Regions from separate parts of the Homo sapiens genome. Here region 2 is linked to region 1. Evidence: chromatin loops called from intact Hi-C (ENCODE). Cell type or tissue: dorsolateral prefrontal cortex. All regions are shown on one strand. Each heading gives the region's core, and the rest is flanking DNA. Links, peaks and the distances in the headings are about the cores only. Region 1 overlaps EPB41L3 (erythrocyte membrane protein band 4.1 like 3). Region 2 overlaps EPB41L3 (erythrocyte membrane protein band 4.1 like 3).

The links. Peaks named below come from ENCODE experiments on the same cell type or tissue, not always from the same donor. Only the 100,000 strongest peaks of a DNase experiment are listed, where the experiment ranks them.
Region 2: it touches region 1 in a loop (4-fold over the local background); 3 of 110 quality-filtered maps call a loop at or near these places.

What each region holds. Positions count from the first base shown.
Region 1 is chr18:5,501,166-5,509,639 of GRCh38, forward strand. All of the region lies in intron 1 of EPB41L3 (erythrocyte membrane protein band 4.1 like 3), which reads right to left. Among named protein-coding and RNA genes, the nearest start is that of EPB41L3, 39 kb to the right of the region's middle. In dorsolateral prefrontal cortex, for the core only: no CTCF peak of the experiment used is centred there; a DNase peak (open chromatin) is centred at 5,212; H3K27ac peaks cover 491 bases.
Region 2 is chr18:5,440,592-5,449,065 of GRCh38, forward strand. It overlaps EPB41L3 (erythrocyte membrane protein band 4.1 like 3), which reads right to left. Exons shown (of 23, transcript NM_012307.5): 4 at 4,549-4,653; 5 at 3,247-3,289. Among named protein-coding and RNA genes, the nearest start is that of EPB41L3, 99 kb to the right of the region's middle. In dorsolateral prefrontal cortex, for the core only: no CTCF peak of the experiment used is centred there; no DNase peak of the experiment used is centred there.

The sequences.
Region 1 (8,474 bases), core at 280-8,279:
AGAAATAAAATACATAGAAAAATTCCAGGTATTCTATTATTGTTTCTATTTAATACTTATAAAATCCTACCAAGTAACCATTATCAGCAGACTGGGGGTCATTAAGTATTTAAATGAATGAATGAATGAATGAATGAATGAATGTATCAGCTTCATTTAACCTAAATGTGTCCTAAGTCACAAGTCTACAAATGATATCTTGGGAAATGGGATCTAATTCAATCTGACCCCTAAAGCCCCTTGGCTGTTTTATGGTATACTGCACTAAACAGAAACGAACACCAATTAATAGCTTTCAACTCTCCCTCATATAGAATATGCTAAACTTGATCAGTTACCCACTCCTTTCGATCTCAACATTTTCTAGGCCATTTCTGTAGCCCAAAGCCAAATTAATGGAATTTGGTTTTCCCCACAGTTCTATATCATTGACTTTGTTGCCCCACAATTAATTAACTAAGTGTTCACAATAGAATTTATCACAATTCTTACAGAGGGAGGAAATGGAGGACTCTTCTGGCATTCTTGGAGAGTCTGACAGACTGTTGGCATTTTTTTTCATCCTTCAATACAAATGTGAGGCCAAGTGTTTAATTATTCTGTTTTTACTGTAATGCATCCACTTTTATCTCTTCACCAGCAATGGATGGAGACTATAAAGAATGTTCTTTCAAAGGTCTCCCTGGCACACAAATGAGTCGCCTGAAAGCAGTGCCTCATCAAGTTCTCTGAAGGTGCTGATGAGAGGATTCCTTACTCCAGGGCTGTTCACTGTGGGCCTGTAGCACTGAAAGGGCTCCCCATTTATGCCTCAAATACTCTGTTATGAAAGCGTTAAGAGACAGCTGGCTCAGTCGCCATCTTCCCTCCTGCCTCCTGCCTCCTGCCTCCTGCCTCCTGCCTCTGAGGTGGCTCAGCAGATAAAAGGACGGCCCTGTGGTTGGGGCTGCCTTCTGATATTCTGACTACGGGAGTTGAATGTCCCACACAATGGACAAAAGTGACAGAACAGCTACAGGTGTGATGTTCCATTTTAAATTCTTTGTCTCCATTGGGCAACAAAGCCAATAAATAGCTCTTTCAATTTTTGAATCCACATATTTCCAGTTCAAAGGAGACTAACTCAGAAATAAATTTGGAAAAAAAAAAAACCTGAAAGGCTGAAATGCAGTTCATCTTTTAAAATTTTTTATAGGTTCTTTGTGTCTAGGTATTTTTCTAAGGTTTAATCACAGCAAACCCTGCTTCACTTTGTATATTGATAATTTTTTTAACTACTGTAGTTTTCACAATGAAATTAGTTTTAAATCCTTTAGCTCGTCTATTTAAAATGAACACAAAGTAAATCTGTCTAAGTGGAAGCTTTATATGTGGTTAAGTAAAGAAGCCACACTGATGCCTTATTTTAAACTCTTCTGTTCAGAGGGTTCCTCAAACATGCATGGAACCAGGTCCAGAAGAGGAGAAGCTGAAAAGGAGGGGTGCCGCTCGAAGCGAAACAGAGACTGGGAAGAGTGGACAACATTGGTCCCAACACATTTTCCCAGGGAGCTCTGTCTGTCCTGGAAAGTGTCACAAGTTTGGGGCTAGATGAGAGCTTCCTGGGCCCCCACTTGAGTTTCTGACCTAAAATAGGAAAAAATGAGGATACAGAGGAAGACAGATCAAACTATTCCCTGAGAAAGGGAGGTAGTTCTTTTGGAGGGAAGAGGTGAGCCACCATCAGACGCCAGACAGCTGGAGAGGGTAACACTAGCTACTAACCCTGGCGAGGCTGCAGATCAAGCCCACGGTTTTCCACATCCAGACCCACCATGAAAAGAGAGACTTAAGTGATAAGTCAAAATGTCAAAGAGTGATCACCTCTGGATGGTTGACTCACTTTTTTAGATTTTCTACAAAAGTACTATTTTTATGATTAGGAGAAATCAAACCAAGAAAGTATTTCTTCTTAGAGATGAATAGTAGTCAAATTATATTTATCACTTTTTTTAAAATACTCTTTTGGCTAGGTGGCCATTCTACTGTCTTAACTTAGTTTTTTATAGAAAAAGTTAATTATAATATAATTTAATACATCTGAAATACACCTAACTATTCATCCTACATTAACGTAACTGGATGCCACTATTTAGCAAATGGAGCAAATCAGTGAAGAATTAAGGTCTGCAGAGGATGAAACTCAGACCACTTGGAGCAGGAGCATCCGGAGTGCCCGAAAAAAACATGTTAAGTGCAGGTGTACAGAATCTCCACAGCACACATGCCTGGGTTCCACGTCCACCAATTCAAACAGTGTCTCTGATGGAAGGCTCCAGGCACAGGTCATTTTTAAAAGCTACTGTAGGATTCTAAAATGCAGCCTGGAATGAGAGTGGTGAGATCGCATTATCTGCACTTTTAATAAGCACACAGGTGATTCTTCCACAAACTAAAGTTTGCCAACCACTGGCCCCTCTCCACCTCAAAGCTACTGAATAGCTGCATTTGAAGACAGAAATGACAAGTAGAAAACAAAAGACCATTCCCTAGTCAAGGCTATCAATTCGTGCATATTTTGATTACTATGACAAAGTTGGTACAGCAATTTTAATGCTTTCTGTGTTTCATAGATGGATATGCCATTTTGTTTTTCTGGTTTATTTGGAAGGTATATGCTGACTACACTCTTGAATTTTAAGATCTTAAGGTTAATAAGATGCACTACTCATTTCAAGCTATATTTCACAATGGAGATATTTTTCCATCTCAGTCATGCTCAATCTCTCTTGAGAAGAATATTAGGTAATCATATGTGGTAAGGATATTCTCCACCTATATTAGTAATGATTATTGCTGAAAACATCTTATTTCCTCTTCTTTCCAAAGAAGTGCCTCCCTTTAATTGGAATAGGCTTGCCATTGAGGAGAATAGGAGAGAAAAAGAGAGAAGCCTGCACAGGAAAGGGGGAACAATAGAACTTTGCTAATGATAATTCCCAGCTACCTTCAGTTTCAGCCTTAGTGACAACTCCAATCTGGACACCTATCCAGACCTTACCCAGGACTTTCAGTTCAACTCCACAAAACCTTGCTGAACACTCACCCTGAGTTGGGGTCTTGGTCATCTAACAGATTTTTTTTTTAATTTTTTCCCCAGGTAATTTCTAGAACCTGAGAAATTTTATTTTAGATCAAATCTCTTATATACTCAATCCTGAATGTCAAGAAAATCTGTCCAATTATCTTCTCATAATATCTTCACTGTATTCTTTTCTTTTCACCCAGACAGCCCTGTTGAGCTTTTCAGAGTCACACAGGAGTGGGACCGGCAGTGAGTCCAAAGGGATTTCAAGGGCCATTCACCAAATTCAGTCTATGATATACTTTAGCACAACTAGGGACTAGGAACCCAGCATTTTTACAGCTTGAGAAACACTGGTTGGAAAAAGAGTATAAAAGAGTAACCAAATAGGGCCACAGATGAGCATCTGCTCTATTGTTTTCTACTGGCATTCCTCTCCAGCTGGGTCCTGGCAGCTGTGGAATCGACAAGCTATTTCTTTCTAAGAAATGAAGTATTTTCAGTTGTCCCCCATCACTGACTTCTCCTTCATACAACAGTAAAGGCAACCACAGGTGTCCTCCGCTACTCCTGATTCCCAAGCCTCATCTTCATCCTCACCACACGAGCTTCAACAGTCATGAATGACCCAATGACCTGCAGTGCTCCAGGTGCTGAGTGAGCTTCTAAGTCTCCAGTGCCCTTGAACGTGCTGTGCTGCTTCTGTGTTTAGAAGCCCCCAGTCCACCCATTTCCCCAAGCACTCCTTAACCCTATACTTCAAAGCTCGCTCCAACACCACCTTCACTCAGCAGTCTTGCCCAAGTTCCCTCTGCCCCATGAAACGGTCTCCTCCATCCAGTGCAGGCATATGTATCCCTATGACCATGCATCTGTCATTCTGCCACCAGACCTAAGAGTCTTAAGGACAAGTGCGGGATTTTCTTTTCTGTTGACTAAAAGTCTACATCAAACCTATGATGTCCAAAAGTGAACACTTGAAGTTTCTCCCCAAACCAGGGCATCCCTGAGTCTTCCAGAACAGTCAATCAATCCATCCTCCCAGAGTCTGACGCCAAAGAAAATACAAACCAACAAAAACATCAAGAAGTAACTTTTCCTCATGCACCACATGGTCCTTCAGCAAATCCTGTGGCTCTACCTTCAGAATATCTCCAGAATGTGATCATCTCATCACCTCCACGCTTTCGCCTCTGTCCCCCTTCACCAGACCTCCACCTAAACCCCTGCCTCCCCACACCTACATCTCCTCCTCTGCCCTCCACACCTTCATCTCCACCCCTACCCTCCACACTTTCACCTCCACCCCTACCCTCCACACCTTCAGCTCTTACCCTCCCCACCATACCTTCACCTCCACCCCTACTCTCCACACCTTCACCTCCACCTCTATGGTCCACACCTTCACCTCCACCCCTACCATCCACACCTTCACCTCCACCCCTACTCTCCACTCCTTCACCTCCACCCCTTCCCTCCACACCTTCACCTCCACCCCTACCATCCACACCTTCACCTCCACCCCTTCCCTCCACACCTTCACCTCCACCCCTTCCCTCCACACCTTCACCTCCACCCCTTCCCTCTACACCTTCACCTCCACCCCTTCCCTCCACACCTTCACCTCCACCCCTACCTTCCACACCTTCACCTCCACCCCTACCCTCCACACCTTCACCTCCATCCCCACCCTCCACACCTTCACCTCTTACCCTCCCTACCATACCTTCATCTCCACCCCTTCTCTGCATACCTTCACTTCCAACACTACTAGCCGTAACTTCACCTCCACCCCTCCCTGCCACACCCTCACCTCTGCCCCAGCCTACCCCGCCACATTACTTCCACCACTAGCCATCACGCCTTCTCCTCGCCTACCACCTCACCATCCAGTAACTGCTTGCCCAGTTACTCCAGTGTACCTCCCAACTGGTCTCCCTACCTCTGCACTCTCTGTACTGTGTTTTTCACACAACAGCCAGGTTGATCCTTTTACAATATAAATAAAAACATGTCACGTCTTGGCTCAAAATCCTCCAATGACTCTGCATTTCCCTTAGAGTAAGCTCCACTGTCTGGATACGCTGGCCTGAAAGAGCGCTACTCCAACGCCCTCATCATCTACTTCTGTTCCCTTCTCAGCGTCCTCCCCACCACTCCTCCCACCCGAGGCCTCTACATTTGCTATTCTTGCCTGGAACATATGTCTTCCTTGGCTTATTCACCCACTGTGTTCAAGTCTTTGCTCAGATTCTCCTTCTCAGCGAGGCCTTCCCTGTCTACCCCTCCTGGCTCTGTCCCCGTTTCCTGCCCCCTTTTCTCCCTAATACCCATCACTAGTCCAATACGCTACCTACTTCAGCTGCTTACTTTGGTTTTTACTGTCTCCTCCCATCAGAGGCTCTAAGCCCCAGGAAGTGGGGGATTTTTAGTTATCATATCCCCTCTGTTGTATCCCAGGCATCTAGAATAGTGCATGGCATGTAGTGGGTGCTCAAAGAGTATCTGCTGAATGTATGAACTCAGCTTTGGGATTCCAGGCCCTTAAATCCTAAGTGTCAGGCACTTAGCAGGTCCTCATTAGATTATGTTTGCTGAATGAGGGCACCCAACTGCTATATCCTTAAAAAGATAGTTTTAAGTTGTGCTTTGTATTATAGGTAATTTCTGGGCAAAATGACACTATGATAAACAAACTTACTGAAATTATTAGAATCATTTTTTATAAGGACAGTCCAACCTAGTGAAAAGTGCATAGTCACTGATGTCAGACAGACATGGGCTAGAATTCTAGCCCTACTACCTATTAAGTGTGCGTGTAAAATGAAACAGGCAAACATGTCTTTATTATTCAGAAAAGCACTTTGGAGAATGACCCATCCATCCTAAATCCTGACCCTAATGTTCCTTATTTTATCTTCCTTATGAATGAGGGTCTGCTATAGGCAGACTTCTGCTTGTCTTAAAACTAAAGAGAACACATTAAAACACACACACAAACACAAACACACACACATACAGAGCAATCAATCGATATTTAAAACACGGATGTTATATCCAGGAAGCATAATATAAACTACCTAGTTTATAATTAGCAGTAAGCAACTTGATATGAGCCTTGTCTTTTTCAAAAAGGATTAACAATAAAAGCCAAAAACACATTAAGATATTCAGACATTAATAAATGCCATTTATTAATCACTGTTGCCAATTGGTATCAGTCACCAATCTCCTACAAAAGTGATGACATCTAACAGATTATGTTCAGAGTTAGCTGTGTCCCCTACCAACTGTGTGAATTTGAGTAAGTTACGTAAACTCTCTAAAAATCAATTTGTTTCAGTTGAAAAATGTAGATAAAATACCTAACCTTAACATTGTTGACTACATAGCATTAATATAGCACAACACACATTGGAGACATTCAATAAATGGGCCATCTTTTTTAAACCAGTAGAGCTATTCCTTTTGATACTATCTCCTGGCTAGAATTTATTCCAGTATTAAAAAAAGAAAATGAACAGCTTGTTAAAATCAAATGATGATTTGGACCAAGTTCCTTAAAACTTATGAAATATTACCTCCTCCTTTAGAGCTTTCTAGGCCTTAAGATCACGAGTGCTAATAAAATCATAATGAATAAACCAAATTAAGGAACAGGTTGAACTCTCTCCTTGCCACTCTGTCAGAAAAATAACAGTAGCATCTATCACTTTTGTGCACTTGTCATTTCCAGTAACGTGCTTACATGAACTCCACTGAAAATCTGAGCTTGGGAGATAATTACTTACCCCAGGACTTTCTCAGGAGGGAGATAAGGGACAAGGAGTTCAGACAAAGGTTATGGGGGACAGTGATGCCCTTGGTTAGCCAGAAAGACAATGAAAATAAATTTTCTGGGCATCAAGGAACTACAAGTATAAAATAATAATTACCAGAGCAACTTCTTATCTGATACTATAAATACTTTGTCTTCTTCATTTAGCTTCTAAACGGCATGATAAAACAATAACAAAAAATCTTCTTTACTTTCCAAGCTGTGTTTTCCCCTGGTGATGGGGACAAAAGGGAATGATTTACTATTAGTATAATTTTTATATTAACACTGTACAACCCAAAAGAAGACATATTTTCCACTGAACTATCTCTGTCTAATGCCAAAACTTTTGCAAAGTATTCCTGTCCTATTTTCCAAACACATTTACTCATTCCTTATCACCATGTATCTGCTTCTTATGTATAAGAATCTAGTAAGAGGCTGGACACGGTGGTTCATGCCTGTAATTCCAGTGCTTTGGGAGGCCGAGGTGGGTGGATCACAAGGTCAGGAGATCGAGACCATCCTGGCCAACATGGTGAAACCCCGTCTCTACTAAAAATACAAAAAATTAGCCGGGCATGGAGGCAGGCATCTGTAATCCCAGCTACTCAGGAGGCTGAGGCAGGAGAATCACTTGAACCTGGGAGGTGGAGGTTGCAGTGAGCCGAGATAGCACCACTGCACTCCAGCCTGGGCAAGAGAGCGAGACTCCATCTCAAAAAAAAAAAAAAAAAAAAAAGAATCTAGTAAGAATACCAGCTATTTGATGTGTCCATTACTTAAGTCTGGTAGCAACACCCAGGCCAGTTAAGCACAGATTATACATAAACATTTTAAAAGGCAGCAAACTCTGCTTAATTGTGAGAACAAAGACAATCTTTAGAGATTTCTAATCAATGCCATCTGCCTGGGAGTGCTGAGCAGTCTCTCATGGAAGTGTTACAAGACCAACGCAGCAGAGGCCAGCTTCAGAGGCCAGTAGGGAAAACACCCTTGAAGGTAATAAAGCCAACAGTTTTCATCATCGGACACTGGCATAATGCTGAGAAATTGTTCATAAACATTCAAACTGGTTTGGTCTTGCCTAAGAAGATGTTTTTAACAGAAAAGAGCTCCTTTCAGGATTTCTGAGAAGAGAAAATAAACCAAAGAACACAAGGTGGCCAGCCCCCATGGCAGAGGAGGGCTCAGGACCTCACCTGGCCCAAACAACACCCTCTCAACCTTGGAGGTGAGTATTCATTTTCTTGAGTTGGAGAATTGCATCTTAAAGGACCACACTAAGGTGTCCATTCCTGGGGAACACCAACTAGCTCATCAGAGGTGTCAGCGGCTGCCTATGGGTAGCAAGGTCCTGAGAGAATAGAGTTAAACGTGGTAGGAAGAATAAAAGGTTTGCAATTTAAATGGGAGTAAAAACATTAATCTTCCTATTTCACGGTTTGGTACTTTAGAATCACACTAATCTAAAAGGAATCGAAGGAGATCAAAAGGTAAGTCAGCTAGCCCCAAACTGCATCTGCTCAAACCAAAGGCACTGGCTTCACACAAAGAAACCGTGAAATCAGAGTCAAATTGTTCTGCTTACCT
Region 2 (8,474 bases), core at 69-8,068, 61 kb before region 1:
TGGAATTTTAAGTTACAAATTTATGATAAATAGAAAATTATAACACTGATGATAGTTCATTCTTATGAAAAATTTCTAATGTTAGTCTTTTATGCCAGACAAATCTTAAAATTTCTAATATACTGCATTTATATCATAAAAGTGCGATATATGCTCTATGTCATAAAATTACTGTATCATAAACATACTTAAAATCACAAAATATAGTCTATTTAGAAATTTTAAGATCCTGCATGCTTAAAAGATGACTGGAATAAGAATTTTTTTCATAAGAACTCTTCAGTTTCAAAATTTTGTTTTTTAGAAGCAGGGTCTCACTCTGACACCCAGACTGGAGTGCAGTGGCACAATCACAGCTCACTGCAGCCTTGAACTCCTGGGCTCAAGTGATCCAACCCCCTCAGCCTCCCTAGTAGCCAGGACTAACTAACTACAGGCATGTGTCTCTGCGCTCAGCTAATTAAAACAATTTTTTAAAAAAATAGAAACAGGGTCTCATTATGTTGCCTAGGCTGGGCTTGAACTTCTGGCTTCAAGTGGTCCTCCTGTCTTGGCCTCCCAAAGAACTGGGATTACAGGCATGAAGTTTTAGAATTTTCTATTTATCATAAATTTGGACTTAAGATATTTGTTAGCTCGGTTTCCATTTTCTTAGAGATCTCATTCTAAAGGAATACTGTGAGCCCACAGCATAAAAAGCATGGAAACATCCTTTTATCATTTATATTTTGGAAGTGGAGATGATGGTACAATAATTACATTAGATAAGGTAATACTTCTCTGCCTTGGTTGAATGTAAAATTTTGTGGCAAGAGGGCATTTTAGTGGATGGGAAACAACAAAGAATACAGGTAAAAATATCGAATTCCAATTTTTTTTTTTTTTTTTTTTTGACACGGAGTTTCGCTCTGTCGCCCAGGCTGGAGCGCAGTGGCGCGATCTCGACTCACTGCAAGCTCCGCCTCCCGGGTTCACGCCATTCTCCTGCCTCAGCCTCCCGAGTAGCTGGGACTACAGGCGCACGCCACCATGCCCGGCTAATTTTTGTATTTTTAGTAGAGACGGGGTTTCACCGTGTCAGCCAGGATGGTCTCGATCTCCTGACCTCGTGATCCGCCCGTCTCGGCCTCCCAAAGTGCTGGGATTACAGGCGTGAGCCACCGCGCCCGGCCTCGAATTCCATTTTTAAAGAAATTCCAACTTTCCTTATCTCCTTTATCTGCAAGACTGTCAGTTTTCTTTATGGCAAAGTCATATACACTGCCTAATCTGCATGATAAAAAAATCTTTTAAAACTCTTGTTTTGATTGTCTTGTCCCTTTAGCTTTCTTCTCTTTGAAAGGATGGTAGAAGACACTATAAATGGGAAGTTAAAGAAAAAATGAATCCTATTAATAACAAAAAAGAAAATTAGTTTATACAGCCTTTCCTGTCATGGTATTATGACTTATCCTTGAACATTTTATATATTTTCAAAGTACTTTGCAATTATTAATCAGCTCAGTATTCCATTAATTAGATGAATAAGAGAACTTTATGCACACAAAATGTTAGGATATATATTCAGCATGTCTATTTTAGTAACTCTTTAATACTCCTTAGAAAAATATTTATCTTAATTTTTTTCTTAGGATTCCTCAGAACAAAAAATAAGTAGTGTTTTCACCTATTTATCACAACTACAGCTATCCCTGGTTTCCATCTCAATTAACTGTTTCTATTAACCTAATTTGTTATCAAGTTTCTGGGTAGTGGATACATCAAATTTCCCTCAAACATACGGTAAAGATGTCTTAATTGTATAAATAATCACCCGACTCTCTTATATCTAGAAGTATGGTTATACTTTTGTCTTTCTGGGATATTACCTAGTATTGAACCATTTCCAAACTGCTCACTAGTGATTATGTTTTATTAGTACTTGGGGTATTATTTTGATAGCTCACGACTTTCAAAGGCACTGAGAAGTATTTGCTTGCTCTTTTAATAGTAAACTGTTGAAAAGTTTTACTTATTGAAATGGGAATGATGTTCTTATTAATAAACTGCTCTTAAATGTGTTCTTTAACTAGAATTAGTTGTTTGGAAGAATTTAGACTTTACTGACAAAAATATGAATAAAAACGTAGTTATTTTAAATTAGTATCCATGTTTGCGGCAAAAGTAAGAGCTATCGGAAAGGGTAAAAAAATTTTAAAAACTCCTCCTTCTCAACCCCGACACTGGATGATACTGCTGGAGTAATTACTATTAAAACCTTCCTGCCTTCCAAAAGTTTTCCATGCATCTATACAGACATAATTTTTTAAAAACAAACGTGATTATGCTATAGATAATATTTTGCAAACTGATTTCCACTAAAGAGAGCTAAGATGTATTTATATGGCTCTTCCATGATTGACTTAATAATTTCTTTATACATGGATAATTAAGGTGCTTCTAGTTTTCTGCTACTGTAAATAGTAATATAATGAAACTTCATTTGCTATACAAATGCACATTTTCCTCATTAATAGATATGCTGAATAAATTTCCACAAGTGAAATTAAGGGTCAAAAAGTACAGCTTAAATTTTAATATTGACAATTGCCCTCTGAAATGATTGAACCAACTTACTCTACCAATTGAGTAAATAAGTGCTATAGTTTATTATTAAACCCTAATTCTTTGTTAATCTGAATAGGTGAAAAATGTGTCATTTTAATTTGCATTTAATCATTAGTAAAATTTAGCAACTGTTTAAGACTTATTAGCTACTTGTATTTTAAATTTGTGACTTGCTCATGCAATTGTTTGGTCCATTAAAATACGTATTTTTCAAATTGCCTTCAGGGGACCAGGAAAAGAGGTTGTTACCAGACAGTAAACCTCAGTTTGACTTGTTATTCCTTTTCAAAGCTATGAAATGATTATGACTTTCATCTGGCCTTTCATACTTTTGTGACTGTTGGAACATTAATAATTCAGTTTGGAAGTTTTAAATGGTTAATTGCCAATTCTAACATCAGTTGATTAAATCATATACTTGACATCCATTCACAGGCAGAGAAACAGGCCAAGCATCACGGTCCCTTTAACTCCAAGTTGTGACAACTACAAAATGAATACTATCGGAATTGCCAGATCAAATTTGAGATAAGAAAAGCTTGTATTCACACTAGCCACTTAGGTATGGGCTACCAATTCAGACAACTTGCTCTCTGAAAACCTTCACATTTCCACAAAAAATAATCCAAAAGAACTTACTTCGAACCTGTTTTTTTATTTCCTTAGCAGGGTCCAACCAATTCTGAAAAGGAAATGACATTTTGAATTTGAATCAGAGGAGAATAAAAATGACTTAATGTTGATTAGGTACAGACTCTCCCTAAATGCAGTGCGGAGTTAGTGGTCGTGGGAAGGCTTCCCTTACTGTGGTCCTTCCCCCACATCTGGTGCCCCTCTGCCAAGCCCTCCAAGGGCCCAGGCACTGGTCTAATGAGAAAATGCACATGTATGCAGTTTGGGCCTGACAAAAGTCTTTTTCTTTTATAACCATTGCCTTCAGGGATTCAAGCTAGCACAGAAAAAGAGGGGAAAAGACAGAAGAGTCTATGTTCAGACAAGTTACTAGGATAAATTAAAAATATATGTAACTGGATACACTGATATCCTAGCCATTCAGTTCCACATTAGAGACTTCTGCAATAAAAGATCCTTAGGCATCTACCTAGGAAGCTTCCCTAACAAATCAATAGTTGCCTGTGATTTCCGATTTTCCTCATTGGTAAAATCAGATGTTTAATAATGAAGTGAGGCATTGTCTGGAGAATTCAGGAGGTATTAAGGATGATTTATGGCACAACACCAAAATGAGTAACAACTATGAGCAAAATTTCTGACTCAGCTTCCAGTGTCAATGCAATGGAAACGATTTCCTTTTCTGTATTTCTCAGGTAGTTGCGTGGATTAAGGAGATACAGCCCTGAACACAGTCTACAGAGGTATTGCATTAAACATAAAACATCTACTAAACATATTAGACAAGTGTCAGGTCAGCACACAATCCCCCTCATATTCTGATTCAGAAACATTATGAAAGCATAAAAAGATAAATGAAAAATAGGACAGCAGCAATGGTGAACTGCCCTGACAGTTTATGGGTTACAATCATAATATCGTCATAGAATTTTGGGATATGAGCATGATTTTTACATAAATATCAATTGATTTTCATTGGTTCAAATAATCTACTGAAACACATTACTCCCCCCAACCCCACCCCGGCAAAAGGAACCACATAAAATGCTTTCCAGGAACCACAAATAATTCAAGCATGAAAAACAAGGCTTCATTTACTGTTACCAGAATATTCAAGATTAAAGGAAGCTGTCAGTGATTTCCTTCATCAAGGAATAGATGATTAACAGCATTTACAGACTCAAAGTAGAAAGTGTGGGAGAATGAAGGGAGGTGGAGAAAGTGATCCACCCATTCAGTTTCAGTTCACTTTCTGGCAGTAATGAGCAGTTCAAGCCATCTTATTTTGCATTGCTTTTGATCACTCACCTTCTGGTTTTCAGCATCTCGATACGTAAGCCCAAAGTAGTCTTTCTCTAGCAAGTTCAAGTGTTCACACACTTTATCAAACAGCACTTGTCCTCTGGAGCGTTTCTACAGAAAACAGAATAGCAAAGCAAGTCAATACAACACAAAGAAAGTTCTCCCAAATATCAGAGATAAAACCAGGTAATATTTAAAACATTGCTTGGTGTAACTTTAGGGAGTGACCAACAGTGTGATCACATTGCCATCTCCTGTTTAAGTGCAAAAATGGCTAAAAAATGGCAGGGGAGGGCGAAGGCTTCAACCTACAAAAGCCCACCCCACAAATAAACAAAAGCAAAGTATCAACAGCGCTACTTAGTATGTACAGGTGACCAGTGGGTGATTTCTAAATGGAAGCAACTGGGGAAAATAATGTGATGCTTGGAAGCCTAAATATGTGAAACATAAAAATTCTGACAGTGAAAGAGTACATAACAAACCAACAAAAGCCATAATGCAGAGTGCCCTAACTCAATTATCTAGATCAGGAGTCCTCAGCCCCTGGGCCATGGACGGTTACTGGTCCATGGTCTGTTAGGAAGAGGGCTGCACAGCAAGAGGTGGGTGGCAGGCGAGCAAGCATTGCCAACCTGAGCTCCGCCTCCTGTCAGATCAGTGGCAGAATTTCATTCTCATAGGAGTTCGAACCCTATTGTGAACTGTGCGTGCAAAGGATCTAGGTTGCGCGCTCCTTATGAGAATCTAATGCCTGATGATGTGAGGTGGATCAGTTTCATCCCAAAACCATCCTCCACCCCAGTCCATAGAAAAAAAATGGTCTTCCATGAAACTGGTCCCTGGTGCCAAAAAGGTTGGGGACCGCAGCTCTATGAGATAAACTTCTGAGCCTGAGAAGAATTAACCCTGCTCCTTGTCTTAGGCAGACTCTCACTTAAAACCTATCCCAAATCCTTAGTTAGAAATTCTAAGGACCACTTTCTAAAATCCATTAAACAAATTTCATTATTTTTGTTTTGTTTTTCTTTTGTCACAAATTTCAGTTTATACAGAGTTTTTCTCTTAACTTTTTTAGAGCAAATCCTTATTAAACATAACAAAATATTCAGTTTAAAGAATACTTGAGTTATCATATATAAATACAAAATAGGGATATATGAGTTATATTTCTGACCATCAAGCCAGCATCTGGAGAAAAAGATGGTCATTTGGAAAAAAAATTCATCAGCTTAATTTATTGTGACGTATCATTTTTTCACCTAATCCTTCAAAGGCCTTTAAACATAGTCATGAAGTCTGTGACGAATTAACTGACAACAAATAAACTAAATGAGTTTTTTGTTTGTGCGCTACTAACATTTTACATCTAATACATTAAGCATATTTGTCTTTAAGAGTTAATGTAATACCAATGAGAAATATGAAAATTGATCAACTATGTCTATGCCAAAATAATAAGCATTCAAAAGACCTGTGAGTCGTGTGTTGTGTTATAGTGCAGCTGTAATTATGCTGAAAGCAATTACGCAGTCCCCTCAAGCATGACTATTTAGGAGAAAAGGCAAATTTATGGTAGAAAAGTAAGGCCTAAATCATAGCTAGCTAAATAATCGATGATGTATTTGGAAAAAACAGTTCCATAAAGTATTATGAAAATAAATTACTCGTTAGCAAAACTACATAATAACATTGCTCATCGGCTATGAATAAATATTTCGACAATGAAGCGCCTGCTTGCTGGTTTAAATCATTTGTTTATAAATAACAGCATATTATTTCTGAATAATATTTATAAATAACAGCATATTATTTCTGAATAAGCCTTCACAAATTATGAAGTTTTCACAAAAATTGGTTCTTCTGATGCTTCTATTGGTATGATCTCTAGTTCACAGGTAAGAACAGAGGTTCAAAGCAGTTGGATGAGAGAGGCAGACTTATGTGATGACCTGGGAAGTAGCTTTAGAATCAAGTAAACCTGTGCTTGAATCTTCAGGATGTCCCTTGCAGCTATGTAAAATGGGTATGACACTACTTACTTCTTTGGAATGGATGACATTAAAATCAAATAATGTATTCAAATGTGGCCTAGTGGTGGCATATATTAAGCATTCCATAGATGTCAGCTATTATTATAGCCTGGTGGCTGACAAACAGTAGAATAACTAATGTAGAGCAGATTATTATGCGTGTTTTCTATAGGAGCACATATCCAACTCCTGGTGGTGCCAATAAGCAGCTTTATAATTAACATGTCCCACTCTTTAGATATTAGATGCCTGCTTACTACCTAATTGCTTTAGCTAGACTACTTTTTTTTTTTTTTTTTTTTTTTTACCTACATACACACAACGTAGAAAAATACATATCAGTGTCTGGCCAAATACTTTCTCTATGTGTAAACAAAAACCAAAACAAATGCAAATACAAAAACTTTTCTCTACAAGGCTTCACTGGACCCTATGCCTCCTACATTTTCTGACGCAAGAGACCACAGCCATTTCTCAACGGAGGAATCGTTTCTGAATATGCTGCAGGCGCCCTGGTTACAGTTCCAATTCGCCACTTTCTGGCTGCTGTGTTCTTTCCTTTGCCTAACAAGAGGCATGGGTTAGCTCAAACACAGACTGTTAATGCTACCTGGCTCTCACTTTTCTGGTTCCTCGCAATTTGATTTCTATTAATGAGTCCCATCCTTCTCTTAAATAGACCAGATCTTTTCTTACTGAATATTTTAAACATATTTTAAACACTGGTTTTAAAGACAATAACATACTAGTCCACACTGAAGATTTTTTTTTTCTAATCCTTAGAGCTAAGACCAGTTGTCTGGTATCAGCTGTAGATGGTTATATCATGGGATGGAAGCAATGAAATTCTTACCTGCTAAATATCAGCATGGCCACCAGCCAGCTGGATGACTATGGAAAAGGCTTTTAAGTTATTCGGGCCTCCATTTTCTCATCCTTGAGTGGGGATGTAAGATTCTACTGAGCAAGATGTTTATGGGCTTGAGGCTCTAACTGGGCTTCCCTTTGCAAACCACTAATGGATTGAGGCACTCTCTCCCATTGCACCCAGATCGGGCATCAGCATCCTTCTACACGTCATGATGAGAAAGATGCTGCCAACGGATGGAGGTGGGACATGACATGAAACTTATTTTCCAGCCCTGGACTGGATCCCTTCTCTCCCAACTCTAAAAATGTCTTGATTCTTCTAACCCAGATGATTTTTTTTTCTAGCATATTATTCAACTTTTCAAGTCAACTAATTCTACTTATTGATATCTGCATGTGCCTGCAGGTAATCATGTTTACCATATATGACTAAATCTCAACAATCAATCAGACTGGAAATTTTGGAGAAATGATGTTTATTATGGTTCCAAAAGACATGTTGTTCTTTAAGTGATCAAATCATTGGGTGTGGTTACATGCTATACTATGAGTCAAGAACTGAGTATATTTTTTAAAAAAATGGATAGAGGTATTCTAAACTAATGAATAATTACCTAATCAGAAAAGACTGATATTTTGGTCTTACAATTATTTATGAGTGGTTATTTCTGACTCAAAAGCATTCAGTTTGTATATACTATTCAGTATGATATCATCCCCAAAATGTGATTTTACTTTCCTAGAGTAACAAACCAACGGTGGCTTGCCCTCTTCTTAAAATTTCCCCTGACAAATTGCATTTCTGTTTCTGATAGAGTAAATGGACATACTGAGTCCAACAATCAAGAAAGTTTTAAATGAAATGTCCTAAAAATGGCATATCTCCAAGCAACTTAAACAAGTTTCATGACTTTTTACATTTTTTCTTTAATTAAAAAATTTTCTAAATTGATTCTTGAAATTGTTAGGTGTTAGGAGATGTTTGTCAAAAGAGAACTTAAAGAGAATGAAAAGGGAAGCCAGAGACTG